Linked DNA regions of Homo sapiens: region 2 is linked to region 1. Evidence: chromatin loops called from intact Hi-C (ENCODE). Cell type or tissue: Calu3. All regions are shown on one strand. Links, peaks and the distances in the headings refer to the core of each region. The heading gives the core; the rest is flanking DNA.

Region 1 (10,018 bases), core at 675-8,674:
GGACAACACATTTATTAGGGGTATTTACTTACAGAGTTCTTTGGTGTATCCTCTCAAAGAACAATCACGGTAGAGGGGTGTCCTACATAGATATGTCTTCATCTAGGGGGTAATATGTCTATATGAGGATTTAAAGATTTGGTTCAGGGCCAGGGCCAGTTTCTTTCTAGTAAACCTAGATATCTTTATCACTACCAGGGAATTTTCAAGTTCCTGGTTTGGTTTCAAGACTGCTGGGAAAACCTTACAGCTGGCAAGGACACAGGGTGGTCAAGGCACTCTGATTTTTGGTCAGGACACAGAAAAAAAAAGTGAGGGGAACTGGGGAACCCTGCAGGAGTTTTATTCAGAATATATAAGAAATCTAACATATTAATAATAAAGTGACACATGCAATTAAAAATGCATGGGAGTTTTAATCAGACTCTTCACAAAGACATATATATGGCCAATAAACACATTTAAAAAGTACTTAACATTATTAGTTATCGAGAAAATAAAATTCTTATAAGGCACCACTAAAAAAAATCCACTAAAATCATTAATGTTAATAAGACTGACAACACCAAACATTGATGAGGAGCTAGAACATCTGGAAGGCTCATACAATATCAAATTGCTCACAGTTCAATATTTATTCACCCTATGACTTCTACATATTTGCCCAAGATAAATGAAAACATAAATACCCCAAAAAAGCTTGCTCAAGAATTCATAACAGCTTTATTCTTGATAGTCCAAATCTGAAAATAGTGGCATATTCATACAATAGAATATTACCACTAGTACTATATACAACAACATGGATTAAACTGAAAACCATTAAAATGTCTCTCTTATCCTAAGAGACATCATTCTAGGCAAAAGAAGCCAGGCACAGAAGCTAATATATACTTTTGATTCCATTATATGAACTTTAAGATTATAAAAAGTAATATATAGGAAATGAAATCAGAACAGTGATTGACACTGAGGAGGGACTGTGTTTGACCAAGAAAGAACTCAGAGAACTCAGATGATGGAAATGTTCTCTTCCTTCATGAGGTATGGGATACATTGGCTTATACATTTGTCAAAACTCACCGAACAGTGTAGTTAAGACTTGTGTACTTCACTATATGTCAATAGTATCTCAAAAATATATAAAGAAAAAAGAAATTAACAGCAAAAGGAAGTCTTAATTATTCTATAACTATAAAATAATGTTTAATGGTTTAAATATCTTCCCACAAAGAAAACATTAAGCTTAGATGGTTTTATTGGTTTGTTTTGCCAAAAGATCCATGTCAAGGAATAGATCATTCCAATCTTACACAAACTCTTTCAGAGAAAACAGAGGACATATTCCACCATCACCATATAGCACATAGGGAGCAACTTTAGGTACTTTCTTATTAATACTGGGAATAAGAGAAGGATGCCTGCTATCACTGATATTCGTTTAATATAGTCCTGGATATCCTGTCAAAAACTGAAATGAGGCCATGAACAGTGAATCATGCCTGTAATCCCAGCCCTTTGGGAGACTGAGGCAGGAGGATTGCTTGAGCCCAGGATTACAAGACCAGCCTGGGCAACATCAGTAAGACCTCATTACTACAAAAAAAAAAAAAAAAATTAAAATGAGGAAAATATCAACAGTTATAAAGATCAAAAGGGAAGAGTCCAAATTATAATTATTTGTAGATAATTTGATAATTTACATAGAAAACCTCAAAAGAATCAAAACTCTTAAGATGAGAAAAATTGTAATGTTTCCAAGTACATCAACACATCAAAATCATTTACATGTCTATATATGCACAATAAACAAGTAGATCAAACATAGAAAACAAAATATTAATAGCCACAGCAAAATCAATTACCTCTTTAGGAAATAACATAGCAAAAACAGAACAACCCCTTAAAAATGAGAATTTAAGACTCTATTACAGACATATAAGAAAAATAGAATATGATCTTCATGTATGGAATGACCTAATACTCTAAAGATGACAATTTTTCCAAAATTAATTTGTAAATGGGAAGCAATTTTAACTAAATTCCAATGGCAGTATTTGGGAAAGGAAAATTGATTGCAAGGCTTTTATTTATAAAAAAAAAAATACACACTAGGAGCTAAGAATTTTGACAAAGAACAAAGAAGGAGAGAGTCCCACCAAATATTAAGACATTTTACAAAACCTCTGTGACCCCAGTGGTGCAAAACTTACGCAGGAGCAGAGACATAAGCTAATGGAACTAAATACAAGTCCAGAAACATGCTTTTGGTATGATAGGGGTGGTACTACAAATTAGAAGAAAAAAAAGAATGAATCCTCAAATAGTTGTTTGGAGGCACTACATGGAAAAAATAAAGATGAATTCTGTATCCCAGCAAGTGCAAGTAACAGATACTCTTCACTGTGGAGTTCCAGCTACTGGGCACATGGAAGAATTATACTCCTTAGCCTCCTTGCAGTGGGATGGGACCACATGACTAGTTCTGGACTATGACTTGTGCTTGGTTCTGGGCTGGAACATTTCATTGCTTGTGCAAAACCCTTTAGAAATCTTTTTTCAACCAACATGACAGAGAGAATTCAAGATCACAGCTTCTCTGGAGGTCTGTGAAACTGGGTCACTGCCATACACAGAGGTCCTCTGTCAAACCATAATTGACACATAGCACAAGCAAGAAATAAATCTGAGCTGTCTTATAAGACTAAAGGATGCAGGGCCTATTACCAAAGTGTAATTTTGCTTATTCTTTCTGATGCAGACCATGCACAAAAGTATACTTTGAATTGGTTAAAGACTTCAATATGAAAGGTAGAACTAATTCAACAAAATACATAGGAGAATATTTTGACCATCATAATGTGGGGAAGAATATCTCAAATAACACCAAAAAAGCATAACTCATAACGGGCAAAGCTGATAGTTTTGATTACATTGAAATTAAAGAATTATATTAAATGAGAAACAGAGAAAGTGTCTGCAACATATGAAACTAAGGAAAGATTAATAGGTGGTTCAGAGAAGAAATTCTTTTAAATCAACATGAAAAAGGTAAGAAATCCAGTAGAAATGCAGGCATGGAAATAAGTTGGCTATTATTAGAAGGGGAAATCTGGGTAGCTGACAGCATATAAAGAGATATCCAATCTTACTAGTAATCAACGGAATACCAATGTAAAAAAGATACCTACTTATACCTACCAAAAATGGCAGAAATTAGAAGTTCTGGTTATATTAAGTGCTGATAAAAACATGGGGAATATGAACCCTTATTTACAGCGGGCAGAACTGTTAATTGGTGCAACCATTGTGAAGCAAAATCTGGCTGTATCATAAGAATACCTGTATTCTAACCCCAGTAGTCCCACTTGTAAGTATTCATTCTGACTGTGATCCCCAGGAGACTTGTAGGGCAGCCAATACAGAACTATTTGTGAGAGCGGGAAGCTAGCCACCGCCTGGATGGCCATTGTTGGTGAACTGACACTTAGAATGTGATAGCCCTTATCAAGTAAGCTAAAACTGCCACCCACAACCTGGCATTAAGATCTGTTAACAGAGGACAAAATAATGTGCTTAGGAACATTGTGACCACTGTGGAGTTTCTCATTCTGCATTCTCACCTAAAGCAAACTATTCATTTTAATGAGCTTTGGCCAAGTCTTTAATGTCCAGTTCTCCCACTAACCTACCTAGTTCAAAACCTGGGCTCATCCTTACTAAATGAGATAAATGGGATCTATTTGTTTTACATTCTTATTTCGAAGAAGACTGTTGATCTGACCGAACAGTTCACCCTCCGAATACCCCAGTGGACTTTGGCGCCCTCTGCTGGTTTTACAGGGGGCATGATGACCACTAGCATGGCTAAGAGTGACAGGTCTCAGCCATCCGTGACTTCATTGAAGGCCACTGGTTGCGTCTGCTATACACCAGCTTACTCTGGGAGCATTAAGCCATAGAAAAATATCTGGATGGAGACATTTCAAAATGTTAACATTGGTTACCTCTAGAAGAGGGGACTGAAGTAGGGGGAAAGGGGGTTAGAAAACTTCACATTTACTTACCGTACTTCTGAAAGTTTGGAATTTTTTTTTTAATAAGCATGTATTTTTGTATTACTAGACTATTTAAAAATAAGTGATTTTTAAAATAAAATAAATCGTTTGAACAACACTTTCTATATTGCTTTTCGTGCATTACCTCCTTAAAGCCCACGGCTTTGAAATAAGAACGTAAAACAATATAGCAATATAGAAAGTGCTCCTATCCTGTGAGGCTTTTTTTTATATTTAATTGCCAGAGAACTGTAATTTTTATCTGTTATTTTGCACTCTGTGTTAAACATTTTCTACACATCCATATTTAATCTTCACAACATTCCTATGATGTCAGGGCTATTGTTACCACCATTTTACACGCAAGGAATTAAAACTTAGGGATGTGAAGTGAACTGTGTCTAGGGTCCCACAGTAATAAGTGGCCAATTAGGGATGTGCAATTAAGACAGAGAGATGAAGGAACTTGTGCAAGGTCAAGCAAATGATAGAGTGGAGTCAAACCCAGGTCTTCGGATTTCCATTCCCCATGCTAAAGAGAAACAGGCTGTCTGTGAGTACCTCGGGCTTGTCACTTCAGGTTCCTCTGATGTTTGGTCCTGATGTATGAGGCAACCACATCTGTAGAATTTGGAGGAAGAAAGAGTCAGAAAGTTCCCATAATGACCTTAATGTGACATTTAAACTAAAGAAGCTACTCAGGCAGAAGGTCAACTCCAGTAGAAGACTTTGTGGAGACTGAACAGAAAGAGCCTTGGAATTAAACCAAACTTGGATTCCCAAATTCTGCCACACATTACACATCTGCCAGTGTGTGATCTCAGGTAATTCACTTAACCTTTCTGATCCTCAGTTTCTGTATTGCTTTTAAAAGACGTAATACCTAAGAAATTTACATAAAAGTGACTTTGCAAAAGCCTTTATGACAGTACCTCACTTCTAATGAGTATTCAGTAAATACTCACATATTCTTGGCATGGAAAGTCAAAATGGAGAACAGGGTGGGTGCAGGTTATCCTGGAGTTATAGGGCATGGTCTCCTAAAGGGCTTTTCAAATCACATGCAGACCACAGATCCTGAAGTGCCCTTCCCTGTGCAGTCAGTCTACACATTTACTGACTACCTCCATCTCTTCTCATTGAGAATTATTGCCTGTAACAGAAAGATCAATGGTCCCAAAAATGCCCACATCCTGACCCGTGAACATGTTAGCTTACATGGCAAAAGAGGTTTCACAGGTGTGATTTGGGTTAAGGACCTTGAAATGGGAGATTAGCATTATCTCAGTGGGTCCAATCAAATCACCTGAGTCCTCACAAGTGGAGACCCTCCCCCAACTGTGATCAGGGAGAGACAAGAAGATGGAATAAGGGTTAGAGAGAAGTGATATTGCTGGTTTTGAAGATGGCAGAGGTGGAAATACAGGCCAAGGGATGCAATAGCCTCTAGAAGCTGGAAACAACACAGAAACTGATTCTCCTCTATAGCTCCCAGAAGGAACACAGCACTGCTAACATATTGATTTTAGCCCAGTGAGACCCATACCAGACTTCTGACCTGCAGAATCGTAAGGCAATGAATTTATCTTGTTTTGAGCCATTGGACGTGTGGTTATATGTTACAGCAGCTGCGGAAAACTAATCCACTGCCCCTGACAAGCCAATGTCACCAAAGGGCATATGTGGTGTCTTTCTGATATTTTAGGTTAAAAAATAAATTCAGGTTGAGAACCATTGATCAAGAGGAGTGAGAACAGAATCTAGTGGGGACTATATAGATGTGAGACAGTTTATTGAGATGAATTCTCACAGACTCCAACAGGCGTATGTGGGTGACAGCTGGTTGGGCTCCAAGGGGGATGGGAGCCAGATGTGTGGTGTGAGGAGCAGGTGTGTGATGTGAGGAGGAGCAGGTGTGTGGTGTGAGGATTGGGTGTGTGGTGTGAGGAGGAGCAGGTGTGTGGTGTGAGGAGTGGGTGTGTGGTGTGAGGAGGAGCAGGTGTGTGGTGTGAGGAGTGGGTGCGTGGTGTGAAGAGGAGCAGGTGTGCGGTGTGAGGAGTGGGTGCGTGGTGTGAGGAGCGGGTGTGTGGTGTGAGGAGTGGGTGTGTGGTGTGAGGAGGAGCAGGTGTGTGGTGTGAGGAGTGGGTGTGTGGTGTGAGGAGAAGCAGGTGTGTGGTGTGAGAAAGAGCCGGTGTGTGGTGTGAGAAGGAGCGGGTTTGTGGTGTGAGGAGCGGTTGTGTGGTGTGAGGAGTGGATGTGTGGTGTGAGGAGGAGCGGGTGTGTGGTGTGAGGAGTGAGTGGTGTGAGGAGTGGGTGTGTGGTGTGAAGAGGAGCAGGTGTGTGGTGTGAGGATTGGGTGTGTAGTGTGAGGAAGAGCAGGTGTGTGGTGTGAGGATTGGGTGTGTAGTGTGAGGAAGAGCAGGTGTGTGGTGTGAGTAGTAGGTGTGTGGTGTGAGGAGGAGCGGGTGTGTGGTTTGAAGGAGTAGAGGCACTGACTGGGCTTCCAAGAAGTTTGACAGTGAGGGAAAGGAAACAGGATGGTAACTCAAGTGATTAATAGGGTAGAAAGAAGTCTGTTGTTTGGTTTTATTTTGTTTTACTAGAGAAACCATGTAGGCAAACAGGAAGCAGCCAGTGAGGGAAAGGAAATAGCGGGGGAATGTGTAAGGAGAATAGTTCTGGTGTGGAGATACAGAAAGAGTCCCATGGACACACTAAGAAATTGAATATTTTGGTGGTAAAAATGAGAGAAAACGAGGGCATTTACTTAAAGTGGGAAGTAATACCTTGCTATAGCTAGACATTGTTAGAAAATCAAGAATGGAGAAGATTTAGAAAAGACAGTGCCTCAGGAAAAATGAAAAATGAGGCATTCCAGCCACACAGCTGGATTGATTTAGTAGAAAAGAGAGTTTTGGCAAAATCCACTTCGCAGTTTCCTGCCTCTACATACACAGAGCGGCCTGGAATGGAAATGTTTACTTTTCTGCCATCTGTTCTCGTGGGTCTGTCAAACTAGTTTCTGGACAGTCGTTGACTCTCAATGGGTCATTTTCTCCATTCTTTCTTATCCTCAACACCCTCTAGTTGGGAGGACAATAGATACAGGGGCAGAAATGGAAATGTTTGGGGCTAATCAAAACCATAAGGATAAGATCCTCCATGCTCACTCTAGCTACTCTCTCACTTGCCTGGACCATGGCGGCTGCTCAGCAGGCCTTTTAATCAGCCTCATCTGTGGGTTGAATTCACTACCACGGCTTCTCTAAGTCTCCACTTCCTTCAGCTCCAGCCTTAGCCTTGATTCCATCTGTCATCCTCAAGAGAACTCTTTGACTCTCAAGACAACTCTGTTTTTGTTTTTTTTGTTTTTTTTTTTTTTGAGACAGAGTTTCGCTCTTGTCGCCCAGGCTGGAGTGCAATGGCACGATCTCGGCTCACCACAACCTCTGCCTCCCGGGTTCCAGCAATTCTCCTGACTCAGCCTCCCAAGTAACTGGGATTACATGCACGTGCCACCATGCCCAGCTTATTTTGTATTTTCAGTAGAGACGAGGTTCCTCCATGTTGGTCAGGCTGGTCTCGAACTCCCAGCCTCCGGTGATCTGCCTGCCTCAGCCTCCCAAAGTGCTGGGATTGCAGACGTGAGCCACCGCACCCGGCCTTAAGGCAACTTTTATTTTATCTGTGTGTATCTGTGATGCGAATTGCTGCTCCTTGGAGATGTGTGGTGTGATGACCCAGGTTCCCTCCTGTCTTCTTCAACCTCATTTCTTCACCATCCATCCCCACACCAAGAGTAAGACCCATGACCACCCGCTAGGGCCAGGTCCTCACGACCTTTCACTTAAACTCTTACTCCACCTTTTAATTGTTCTTCTTATTTATAACCTCTCTTCAGTCCAGTCTATCCTAGATACTATGGCCCGGTTAGTTTTATTAAGTCAGCATAGATTGTTACATGGCTCAGAAACAAACAATGTCTGCTCATTGCTGGCCTTTTGATGTTTAATTCCTGCCCCTCCACTATCTGGTTCTAGCCTACCATTCCAAGCTGCTTCTCTTTATATGCTCTATGCTGATTCCCCCAGACCCTTGTTATTCTTCACTTACAATCCAAGATTTCTTACCACAATACCTTTGCTTTTTGCTTCTAATCCCACCCTCATTTAACTTAATTTCAATGCCAAAATTCAATCCACCTTTCAAAGTTTATCTCAGTGTCCACTTCCCCTACAAAGACTTTGTGGATCTCCCCAATAGAATATGATTTTTCCTTTTTTAAAATCTTAAAACATGACTCTTTACTTCTCTTATTGTATATTCTCCATCCTCTCTTACAATAGAGATTCTCAACTCATCCTCATTGTTACCTGGGATGCTTTCTAAACTTGTGTATACCTGGGCCCCACCCCAGAGATTCTGATTCAGTAGCTGGAGTGGAGCTCAGTCCATTCTGGCTGCCAAATAAGATATCATAGACTGAGTGGCTTATAAACAACAGAAATACATTATTTCTCACAGTTCTGGAGGACGGAAGTCAGATCAGCCTGCTAACATGGTTAGGTTCTGGTGAGGGCCCTCTTCTGGGCTGCAGACTGCCAACTTTTCATTGGATCCTCACTTGGTGGAAAGACAGAAAGAGAGTTCTCTGGGGTCTCTTTTATAAGGGCACTAATCCCACTCATGAGGCCTCACCTCCTTAAGGCCCCACCTCCTAATACCGTCACACTGGGAGTTAGGATTTCAACATGTAAATTTGGGGTTGGGGGACACAACATTTAGTTCATAAAAGAAGCCTACTTGTATGTTTAATATAGATTCTGATGTAGTGCCAAGACTGAGAATAATCACTTTTAAAAATTTTTTCCTCATTGAGAGAACAAAGGAGATTTTAGGAAGAGTCAATGAAAAGGTAAATTTGAATCATATCTCTGAATCTGTTTTCTTCTTTAAAATGGGGATAATAACTCCCACTTCTCTGGGTTGTTATGAAGCTTAAGGAAGGTAATAGATGCTGCATATCTAAGACTTAGCACAGTGATTAATCCATAATGACTTGTGAGATCTGAGTGTATACATTTATACTCTGTGCAAAGGATGTGAGTCACACACATATGTTCCCTGGCTGAACTTGAACACTGGCTACTAAAGGAAGCTCCATGGAAGTTACTTCACTTGGTGGCTTAACTTAGAAGCACTTCTCTTTCTGGAAAAGAAGAAATTTTCAGCATTTCTAACTCATTCACAGAACGGACGCATGAACTAATGTGGCTATAATTTCACCACATTCATAATACAAAGAGAACAGCACAGTGAAGGGTTTACACAGACTTTTTCCATGTATGATCTCATCTAATACCCTTGATGCCCTATGAGGGAGATGTTAATGCACTAGTTTCACAGGTGTGGAAATTGAACCTCAGAAGAACTTAGATTTGCCAAAAGTTGCATAAGTGGGAAGTGGCAGGACTGTAATTTGAACCCAGTAAGTTTAATTTCCACCCAAATGCTCTTTACCTTTCACCACAACTGGCCCTAACAATTGTTCTGTTAACTTGATCAGGGTATATGGACATCCATTCTGATCATGAGAGTTCAGAAAGGCATGAAGCTGAGGACATTTTGCCTTGGCTTATGTGAATCAAATGAGCCACGGCTTCACTGGGTATAATTCTGTGCTTAGCGGACGCTGTTCCTTCTACTGGATCACATTCCCCATTGGCAACTCCTACTCATCATTCAAGATTCAGGCACATGTGCTCACCCCAGCTGGTTCAACTCATCCTTTATTTTATAACTAAAAAACAAATAGACTATATCTATGCAATCTGTGTCATCTCCTCGGGCCTAGAAAGCAAAACTGAACTATAAAAATACACCTGCTATGTTGCTGTAGAACCCACATCTATATCCTTATCCTTATAAGAATATCCTTATCCTTATGAGAATAGGCTGCT
Region 2 (10,018 bases), core at 592-8,591, 48 kb before region 1:
GGCAGTGAGCTGAAATTGCGCCACTGCGCTCCAGCCTGGGAGACAGAGTGAGACTCTGTCTCAAAAAAAAAAAAAAAAAAAGAATGAGAGATAAAGAACAGTGTCAAGACATAAAAGAAAAAAAGCTGGGGAAGAACCAAGGTCCAAGCCAAGAGGTTGTTTTAAAACTTTTGTTATTACTATTATTTTAAATATATTTGGGGGGTACAAGTGCAGTTTTGTCACATGGATATATTGCATAGTGTTGAAGTCTGAGCTTTTAGTGTAACTCTCACTGGAACAGAAGACATTGTGCCCCCATTAGATAATTTCTCATCCCTCTTTTCCCTCCCACCCTCTTGAGTGCCCAGTGTCTATTATTCCACACAGTATATCCATGTGTACACATTATTTAGCTCCCACTTGTAAATCAGAACATGCAGTATTTGACTTTCTGTTTCTAAGTTATTTCACATAACGTAATGACCTCCACTTCCATCCATGTTACTGCTAAAGACATTACGTCATTCTTTTTATGGCTGCATAGTATTCCAAACAGTATGAGGATTTCTCAAAGACCAAAAAAATAGAACTACCATTCAACCCAGCAATCCCACTACTGGATATCCACCCAAAGGAAAAGAAATCATTATGTCAAAAAGATACCTGTACTTGTATGTTAATCGCAGCACTATTCACAATAGCAAAGATATGGAATGAAGCCAAGAAGTTTTTGATAAACATCCAAGTTGTAGTCATGAAGGTTTCTTCTGGCAGTTCTGAATAATCTCTTCCCACTTGTTAGCTTTTGATCGTGAGCTTATTATTCAATTTTTCTAATCTCAACTTTGTTGGGTTGTTCTGAAGTTTAAAAATAACTCACATTTAAGAACTGACTACAGTGGAAGCTCAATACCAGGCGTTTCACCTTTCTTTAAGTATGAGCTCTGTATGCTTCCTTGCCTGACCCTATACATACTTCAGTAGGTTTAACAAGTAATGAATTATATAAAGACAAACATAGGACTCACCTGCTCCAGGGCATTAATTTCTACCAGGTGTCATGGTTTAATGCAGGACAAGTTTAAACACTAACATCATTTCTGTGAGGCATGTGCTACCCTATAGGCTCCCAATTATAGTCGTAGCTATTACTACAATGTAAACTTTCATTGTATCATTACCACATAATAAAATCCATTAACAGGATGTGTCAACACTAATAAAGTTATGACTCAAGCGAAAATGGGCATCTCACAGCTTGTCAAATCAGGGCCTAGGGGCATTGTCACAGATTTGTCAGGCCAACAAGCTTTGTCTGTTAAAGGTGTTGGAGTGAAATAAGAAGAGATTTGTTCCCCAGCATAAAGCATACAAAATAACTTTGTGAGTGTGGTTATATCCACCCCATTTTACAGATGACAAAATAATGGCCTGAATTAATTACACACAGTCATGTGTGACTTAACAATGGGGACACATTCTAAGAAACATGTCCTTAGGCAATTTATCCATTGTGCAAACACCATGGATTAAACTTACACAAACCTCTATGGTACAGCCTACTACATGCCTAGACTATGTGGTATAGCCTTTTAAAAATTTCTTGGGGAAAGTTATCCTCCCATCTCAGCCTTCCAAGTAGCTGAGAGTAGAGGTGTCAGCCACCATGCCCAGCAAGCCTATTACTCCTAGGCTACAAACCTATACAGCATGAAATTCTACTGAATACTGGAGGCAATTGTAACATAATAATAAATATTACTGTATCTACACATATTTTAACATTAAAAAATACAATAAAAAGATGGTATTAAAGATAAAAAATGGTACAACTATATAGGGCACTAACCAGGAATGAAGCTTGCCAGACTGGAAGTTGCTCTAAGTGAGTCAGTGAGTGAGTGGTGAGTGAATCTGTACACTATGTAGACTTTATGAACATTGTATGCCTAGACTACACTAAATTTATAAAAGCATTTTTCTTTCATCAATATAAATTAACCTTAGCTTACTGTAGTAACTTTTTTACTTTATAAACTTTTTAATTTAAAACTTTTTTTGACTCTTTTGTAATAACACTTAGGTTAAACACAAACGTTTCACAGAGGTACAAAAATATTTTTTTCTTGATATCCTTATCCTATAAGCTTTCTACTATCTTTAATTTTTTTTATTTTTTAAACTATTTTTTGAGAATGAAGACACAAAACACGAATTAGCCCAGGCCTACACAGGATCAGGATCATCAATATCACTGTTTTCTACCTTCACATCAAGTTCCACTAGAAGGTCTTTCAGGGCAGTAACGCTGATGCAGCTGTCGTTTCCTATGATAATAATGCCTGCATAGGGCAGTAACCATGGAATGCCTTCTGAAGGACCTGCCTGAAGCAGTTTTACAGTTAACTTTTAAAAAAAAGGTACACTCTAAAATAAATGATAAAATGTATAGTAAATGCATAAACAGTCATTTATCACTATTATCAAGAATTATGTACTGTACACAATTGCATGTGCTAGACTTTCGTATGGCAGCACAGTAGGTTTGCTTACACCAGCATCATCACAAACACATGGGTAATGTATTGTACTATGACATTATGTTGGCTACAATGACAATAGCTGATGGGTGCTTATCAGCTCTGTATTAGTTTGTTCTTGCATTGCTATCAAAAATACCTGAGACTGGGTAACTTATAAAGAAAAGAGATTTAATTGGTTCACGGTTCTGCAGGCTATATGAGAACCATGGTGGCACCTTCTTCTGGGGAGGCCTCAGGAAACTTACAATCATGGCGGAAGGCAAAAGAGGAGCCTGCACTTTACATGGCCAGAGCAGGAGAAGAAAGAGAGGGGCTAGGTGCTACACACTTTTAAACATCCAGATCTCATGATAACTCACTCACTCACTATGACAAGAACATCACCGATGGGATGGTGCTAAATGGGCATGAGAAATCCGCCCCCGTGATCCAATCACCTCCCACCAGGCTTCACCTCCAACACTGGGAATGACAGTTCGACATGAGATTTGGGCAGGGACACAGATCCAAACCATATCAAGCTCCATTATAATCATATGGGACCACCATCATATATGTGGTCCATTGTTGACTGAAACATTATACAGTGCCTGACTGTACTTGCTCAATGTCCAGCTGACTTTATTTGAGTCTAGTTGTCAGTCCTTCTCCCTCTGATATTCAAGCTGATGTCACCACACTGTAGAGCAAACTCTTTGGCAACAGTAAGTCACAAGTTGACTTGGCTGGCTCAGTGTATATCCCAGTTTCTCTCCAACTCTGGCTTGGAAGTCTCAGAGCCTCTTGGTTCCTGGAAGTCTCACCTGTCCAGGCTACCTTAAGTAGGGTGGGGATGGTGGGCGATACTGAAAAGATCATTCCTACACACTTATTATTTTAATCTCTCATCACTTTGCAATTATGTACTTCAGACATGGTAGAGTTAATTTATCTTTAGTGAGAGAAAAATATAGTTCTTTACTATAAGAATTTCAGGGTTCTTTATATTAACAGGTTAATTTGACAAAACAGTTATTGCAGACTTACTGTGTTACTGCGTAAAAAGCACTTTATTTGGCTGAGAAAACAAGAAAGAAAATACTATTTGTGGGCAGGGGTGGATCGTTAGACATGTGAAAGAAAGGGAGGATTTGAAATCATTTCCCATTACAGATCTCAATCCATCTCCTCCTTTGTACCTTAAGAGGAGAAAGAAAGGGGGAAAAGAATTTTTAAAAGCAAAGAAGAGGAAGAGGGTAGGAGGACCATTTCAGTCTAACATGCAATTTAATTTTTTCCATTTAACAAGTTTTATGGAGCAGTTACTTTGAACATAATTATACACTGGGAAATGGAGAATGAGTGAACACCAAAGCTTCTCTCTTTGGATTCTTTTCTCTACATGCTCCATGTCCTTCTCACAATACCCCTACTCCACGGCCAGTAAATCCATCTGAAAATCAATAATAGCTATTGTAAACAAGGACTCAAGAAGTGAAATATTTGTTTTAATATCTTTGTAAATAACAACTCCCACATTTAGACCACGACTATATTTGGAATTTATTTCCGTTGACCTACTTAATTCTTACCTGCTTATATTTAAGTTTAAAACATAATCTTCTTAAAAGAAAATTGCACTGATTTTAAAATGTCAAAACATTTGGCATTTTACCAAGCTTGTCAGCTCTCTTTAAGTAAATACAGAGACGTGAATTATCTAGCCAATTCTTTTTCGTCTTTACAAACACAGAAATCATTTCCTGGGGATTAATCATTCTTTCAAGTTTAGAAAGTTGAAGGAAAATACTGATGTAGGCTGTATCACCATTACATTAAATGTTTGTGAACATTCAGACTTAAAAAACACATGCATGAATCATACTGTTGGTGATCTCAGCATTGTCTCTGTATAAAAGAAAGGCCACTAGGGGGTAGAGCTAGAAGCCCAGTAGACAAAGAAGGTAAGGGCAGTGAGAATGATGCATCTTGCATTCCTTGTGCTGTTGTGTCTGCCAGTCTGCTCTGCCTATCCTCTGAGTGGGGCAGCAAAAGAGGAGGACTCCAACAAGGATCTTGCCCAGGTAATTAACGGTGGCATCTATTGCAGCTACTGGCCAGCTCAATTGTGTCTACTTGGTCTTCCAATACAAAGCAGAATGATTAGACTAGAGATCACTTTGTTAGAAAACTGTAGCATCAGAGAATAATTAACAGGCTGGAGGTGGAAATTATTTTTATGTTAACAGAGAAGAAAAGAAAGGTTCAGAAAGGGAATATAACTGCTCAAGGTTACAATAAAATAGTAGCAGTATATTTGTGGCTAAGTGAAAAGAACATATGGAGAATATATGAAACTCCTCTGGCTTTAGAATTTATTTAGTTAAAATTATTGGGGAGGGGAGCATGCTAAGTTTGATCTTTAAATCATATCAGGTAATAGTTTTCATATTTTTACTTGTCATATTTGGACAAAAGAGTTTACCACACTTCAGTCTTAAACCAGGTCTATAATAACAATGTAAGTAGAAAAGGTTAGTATTCTAACTTTTCACAAAACTATGTTAAAAGAGGGTTTCTTTAAAAACTAACAAAAATAATGCTAGACTTGAATTTTCAATCCCCAATTCCTTACTTGACTAGCAAACTAACATTGCAATAAAATTTAAAAATTTGTATGAAATGGGGAGTCTTAATGAAAAATCAAATTAAATGTGATAGCCTCTTTTGTTTTAAGAAACTAGAGGAAAATTACGATGGATTATAAAAGTTGGATAAATGATGGAAAATCACAAAAATGCCCTAAAAATTCTATTTTCCATTAGCAATACCTAGAAAAGTACTACAACCTCGAAAAGGATGTGAAACAGTTTAGAAGAAAGGACAGTAATCTCATTGTTAAAAAAATCCAAGGAATGCAGAAGTTCCTTGGGTTGGAGGTGACAGGGAAGCTAGACACTGACACTCTGGAGGTGATGCGCAAGCCCAGGTGTGGAGTTCCTGACGTTGGTCACTTCAGCTCCTTTCCTGGCATGCCGAAGTGGAGGAAAACCCACCTTACATACAGGTAATGGTTCAGATTAGTTTTCACATAATATTGAAACCTTATAAGTTACTCGTCATATTTGGATAAGTAACATAAAGTTTTCTTTAACAATTTTTCATAAAGGCAGGAGAAAATAACATCCTCTTCAATTTTTCTCCTCCAGGATTGTGAATTATACACCAGATTTGCCAAGAGATGCTGTTGATTCTGCCATTGAGAAAGCTCTGAAAGTCTGGGAAGAGGTGACTCCACTCACATTCTCCAGGCTGTATGAAGGAGAGGCTGATATAATGATCTCTTTTGCAGTTAAAGGTAATCAAATAAAGCATCCATTTATCTGGTGTATTCATCTGTTCAGACTGCTATAGCAAGTTACCTTAGACTGGGTAATTTATAAACAACAGAAATTTATTGCTCACAATTCTGGAGGCTGGGAAGTCCAAGATTAAGGTGCCAGCAGATTTAGTGTCTGATGAGAGCCTATTCCTCATAGATGGTACCTTCTGTGTCCTCACACGATAGAAAGGGCCAGGAGGTTCCCTCAAGCTTCTTTCATAAAAGCACTAATCTCATTCATGAGGGCAGAGCACTTACGACATAATCACTTCCTAAAGACCTAACCTCTTAATACTATATTTCATTGGGCATTGAGTTTCAACATATGAATTTGCAGCAGACACCAACATTCAGACTATAGAATCTACTGTTGTTTAATTGGAACAGGGTAAAAAGAAATTCTGAACACTTATATTTCCATTAATTTGTTCCCTATCAGAACATGGAGACTTTTACTCTTTTGATGGCCCAGGACACAGTTTGGCTCATGCCTACCCACCTGGACCTGGGCTTTATGGAGATATTCACTTTGATGATGATGAAAAATGGACAGAAGATGCATCAGGTGGGTCGTAAACCTCTCGGGAACATTTCAGGAATAATGTCCAATCCTACCCAAAAATAATTGGATTATCTAGAACGAGCAATAAATCGAATATACTAGTAACTGAATTTTTTTATTACCTGAGTTTTAAACAGAAGTACTGTTTGTTTCAATCATTATTGAAGAATTTTATAAAATGTCTGTATTTTCATGTTTGCCCCCACCAAGTACAATATTGTAAAAACCATTCAACCTCATCTCCACAACTCAGGATCTTGTGGGGGTTTGAGGATCAGCATAATTAATAATGTTTTTCATCACTTTAATGATAGATGATTAGGATAGAATGAATTCCATTAAACCAGTTCCAATCCTAACATTTGCCCTCAGGTTTTCTTTCTTTCTTCTCATTGGCCTCCTTTTTACTTAAAAGTAGAGATCAGGAGAAAATGCCAGGAACTGAAAAAAAACTGTTAGGTCATCTTTTCGAATAAACATGTCACTGTCTCTAGCTTAGATGGGTTTTTTTCGCCCTAAATTGGCTTGGAAACACTTTACATCTAAACATAATGACTAAAATTAACTGTATGCTATTTAATTTTTAAAATGGCTTCTGAAGTTTAGAAACACACTGTTGAAATAATCACTATTTCTGACAGTGCCTGGGATTTTTAATGTAAATGCAAAGAACATCTTTCCTGAGTACAAGACTCAGGAGGCTGAGGCACGAGAATCACTGAACCCAGGAGATGGAGGCTGCAGTGAGCCGAGATTGTACCACTGTACTCCAGCCTGGGCAACAGAGTGAGACTCTGTCTCACGAGACTGAAGTTTGTGTTGCATGAAATGATTGCCTTTTATTTGAACAACTGTTCTTTTCTGCACAATTCTTGGAGCCTTGGTTAAATAATATCTACTACTAAATTCAATAAAACCCTTTTTATAATATTTTTAAAAAGCTGAATCTAGCTGTGTTTGTGCTGCAGAAAACTGTTATTGGGCATGTTTCTGTTTTAAACTAAAGATTGTACACATCCAATGGCACCTATTACTGGGAAGATTTTTGACAATCAAAAATTATTTGATTATGGCCAGGCACCAGTGGCTAATGCCTGTAATCCCAGCATTTTGGGAGGCCAAGTTGGGTGAATCACTTGAGACCAGGAGTTTGAGACCAGCCTAGCCAACATGGTGAAACCTTATCTCAACAAAAATACAAAAATTAGCCGGGCATGGTAGCACGTGCCTGTAATCACAGCTACTCAGGAGGCTGAGGCACGAGAATCGCTTGGACACATACTCCAGCCTGGGCGACAGAATGAGACTCTGTCTCAAAAAAAAAAATTACTTGAGTATGATGAAGAGGAGGAAGAGAAAATCAGACTAAACCCCACAAGAAATAACCACAGTCTTCTGGCTTAAAAGTTTGAACGTAAATGTTATATGATTAATTTTAACCAAGGTTGCAACTGGCAAGTGTTCCTAAATTTGAACAATGACTTTTTATTTTTAGACAACGAAGAGTTATATTTACTGACATGCTATTAGTCTTGTCCTTTCAAAAAAAAATCTTTTGAAAATAATGCTTCTCATTTGTCAATATAGGAAAAGTGTCTTAGTTTTCCTGACCAAGGAGGGATCTAGGGAGGGATACGGTGAAAAACTGTCTTATATATTGACTTAAAGTCAACCTTGAAAAACACATTAATTTCTATAAAGTATGGAATGTGCCAATCAATGAACCAATCCACAAATACTGAAAAGACATTGTGGTTTCAAGGATGGCCTGTACAGCTGGCATATGTTCTGTATGTGTATTTATGGAAGAAAGAGCTGGTGAATTCTGAACATTTATGATTTTCATACAGGCACCAATTTATTCCTCGTTGCTGCTCATGAACTTGGCCACTCCCTGGGGCTCTTTCACTCAGCCAACACTGAAGCTTTGATGTACCCACTCTACAACTCATTCACAGAGCTCGCCCAGTTCCGCCTTTCGCAAGATGATGTGAATGGCATTCAGTCTCTCTACGGTGAGTGATGCTGGAAAAATTAGGCATTGCAGATCTACAATGACAGTCCTCCAGAAAGCTTTCCAGTGCTACCTAAAGTATTTCTGATTTGGCCTGAAGCACTTTGAGAATGTTTGAAAGGCACACAAATTGACAGATGCATCACATTTTTTTTTAATGTTTGCATCCCCAAATCTGTTTCCTTTAGGACCTCCCCCTGCCTCTACTGAGGAACCCCTGGTGCCCACAAAATCTGTTCCTTCGGGATCTGAGATGCCAGCCAAGTGTGATCCTGCTTTGTCCTTCGATGCCATCAGCACTCTGAGGGGAGAATATCTGTTCTTTAAAGACAGGTCAGACCAGAAAATTATATTTTCCTATCTATTCTTTTGATGTACAGTGCTTAGAAAGAAAAACAGAAACTTGACAGAGCTTTTTTTTTAATTTTAGGTTCAGGGGTACATGTGCAGGTTTGTTATATAGATAAACTCGTGTCACAGGGGTTTGTTGTACAGATAATTTTGTCACCCCAGTACTAATCCTAGTACCCAGTAGTTACTTTTTCTGCTTGACAGAGATTTTTTAAAATATAAAATTTCCTCTACATTTTAAAATCATTCAGATCTAGTTCTTGCTGAATTTTTAACATCTTCTTAGAATTGTCCAGATCATTTTTTACAGACTTATAAGGGATGATTCTTGGTCCCTAGACTGTAAGTTTGATTAAGGCAGGGAGTTATATCTGTTTCGTTCATTTTTTTAAAATATCATATATCATGGAACTTCTTCAGAAAGCACTGGTGGATCCTTAGAAGCAGGGTGGTATCTTTCCATTTACTAATATATGCTACTATTTAAATTAATTACTTTTGGAAAAAAGTGATATGTGCTTGTGGCACAATATTTAAACACTACCAAAAGATACGGAGTTAAAAAATCTCTCTCCAGTCTTTGGCCTACCGTCCTCCAGCTCCCTTCATATGTGCAACCACTGCTACCAATTTCCTTTGACTCTTTACAAAAATGTTCTACTCATATACAAGCATCAATATACACATAATATTTTTTAAAATATTAGGACATAATATGCACACTGTTTATGGACTTTTAGAATGGAACCAAGCTAAATAATTTTACTGGAACCAGTCACAAGTCCTGCCATCGATTTCATTACCCTGGAATCACATGCAGGAGGATGGTTTAATACAGACTTCTATGAATGGGTGAATTAGCATGGATTTAAAAAAAAAGAATTTTTTTTTCACATATCTAAAAGAGAAAGACAATTGCAAGTAATTTTATGTATTACAGATATTTTTGGCGAAGATCCCACTGGAACCCTGAACCTGAATTTCATTTGATTTCTGCATTTTGGCCCTCTCTTCCATCATATTTGGATGCTGCATATGAAGTTAACAGCAGGGACACCGTTTTTATTTTTAAAGGTGAGTACTATATAAGAATTTCAACTTGCTGGAATAAATCCTATTGCAAAAATTTTATTGACATGAGTTTTATCCATTATATTAAAGTTTAGATTACTGAAAGACCTTGTGCTAACACTTAAATAAAATTT

Evidence for each region. A loop is a pair of places that touch in the nucleus more often than their neighbours do. Peaks named below come from ENCODE experiments on the same cell type or tissue, not always from the same donor. Only the 100,000 strongest peaks of a DNase experiment are listed, where the experiment ranks them.
Region 2: it touches region 1 in a loop (3-fold over the local background); 7 of 110 quality-filtered maps call a loop at or near these places.

What each region holds. Positions count from the first base shown.
Region 1 is chr11:102,727,271-102,737,288 of GRCh38, reverse strand. No RefSeq gene overlaps it. Among named protein-coding and RNA genes, the nearest start is that of MMP8, 7.3 kb to the right of the region's middle. RefSeq lists silencers at 3,744-3,793, 3,914-3,963. In Calu3, for the core only: a CTCF peak has its summit at 3,834 (motif pointing left); a DNase peak (open chromatin) is centred at 3,838.
Region 2 is chr11:102,775,057-102,785,074 of GRCh38, reverse strand. MMP10 (matrix metallopeptidase 10) reads left to right here and starts at 4,447. Exons shown (of 10, transcript NM_002425.3): 1 at 4,447-4,588; 2 at 5,330-5,571; 3 at 5,714-5,862; 4 at 6,326-6,451; 5 at 8,299-8,463; 6 at 8,651-8,795; 7 at 9,754-9,887. The coding sequence starts at 4,484. It also overlaps the pseudogene WTAPP1. In Calu3, for the core only: a CTCF peak has its summit at 4,482 (motif pointing right); no DNase peak of the experiment used is centred there.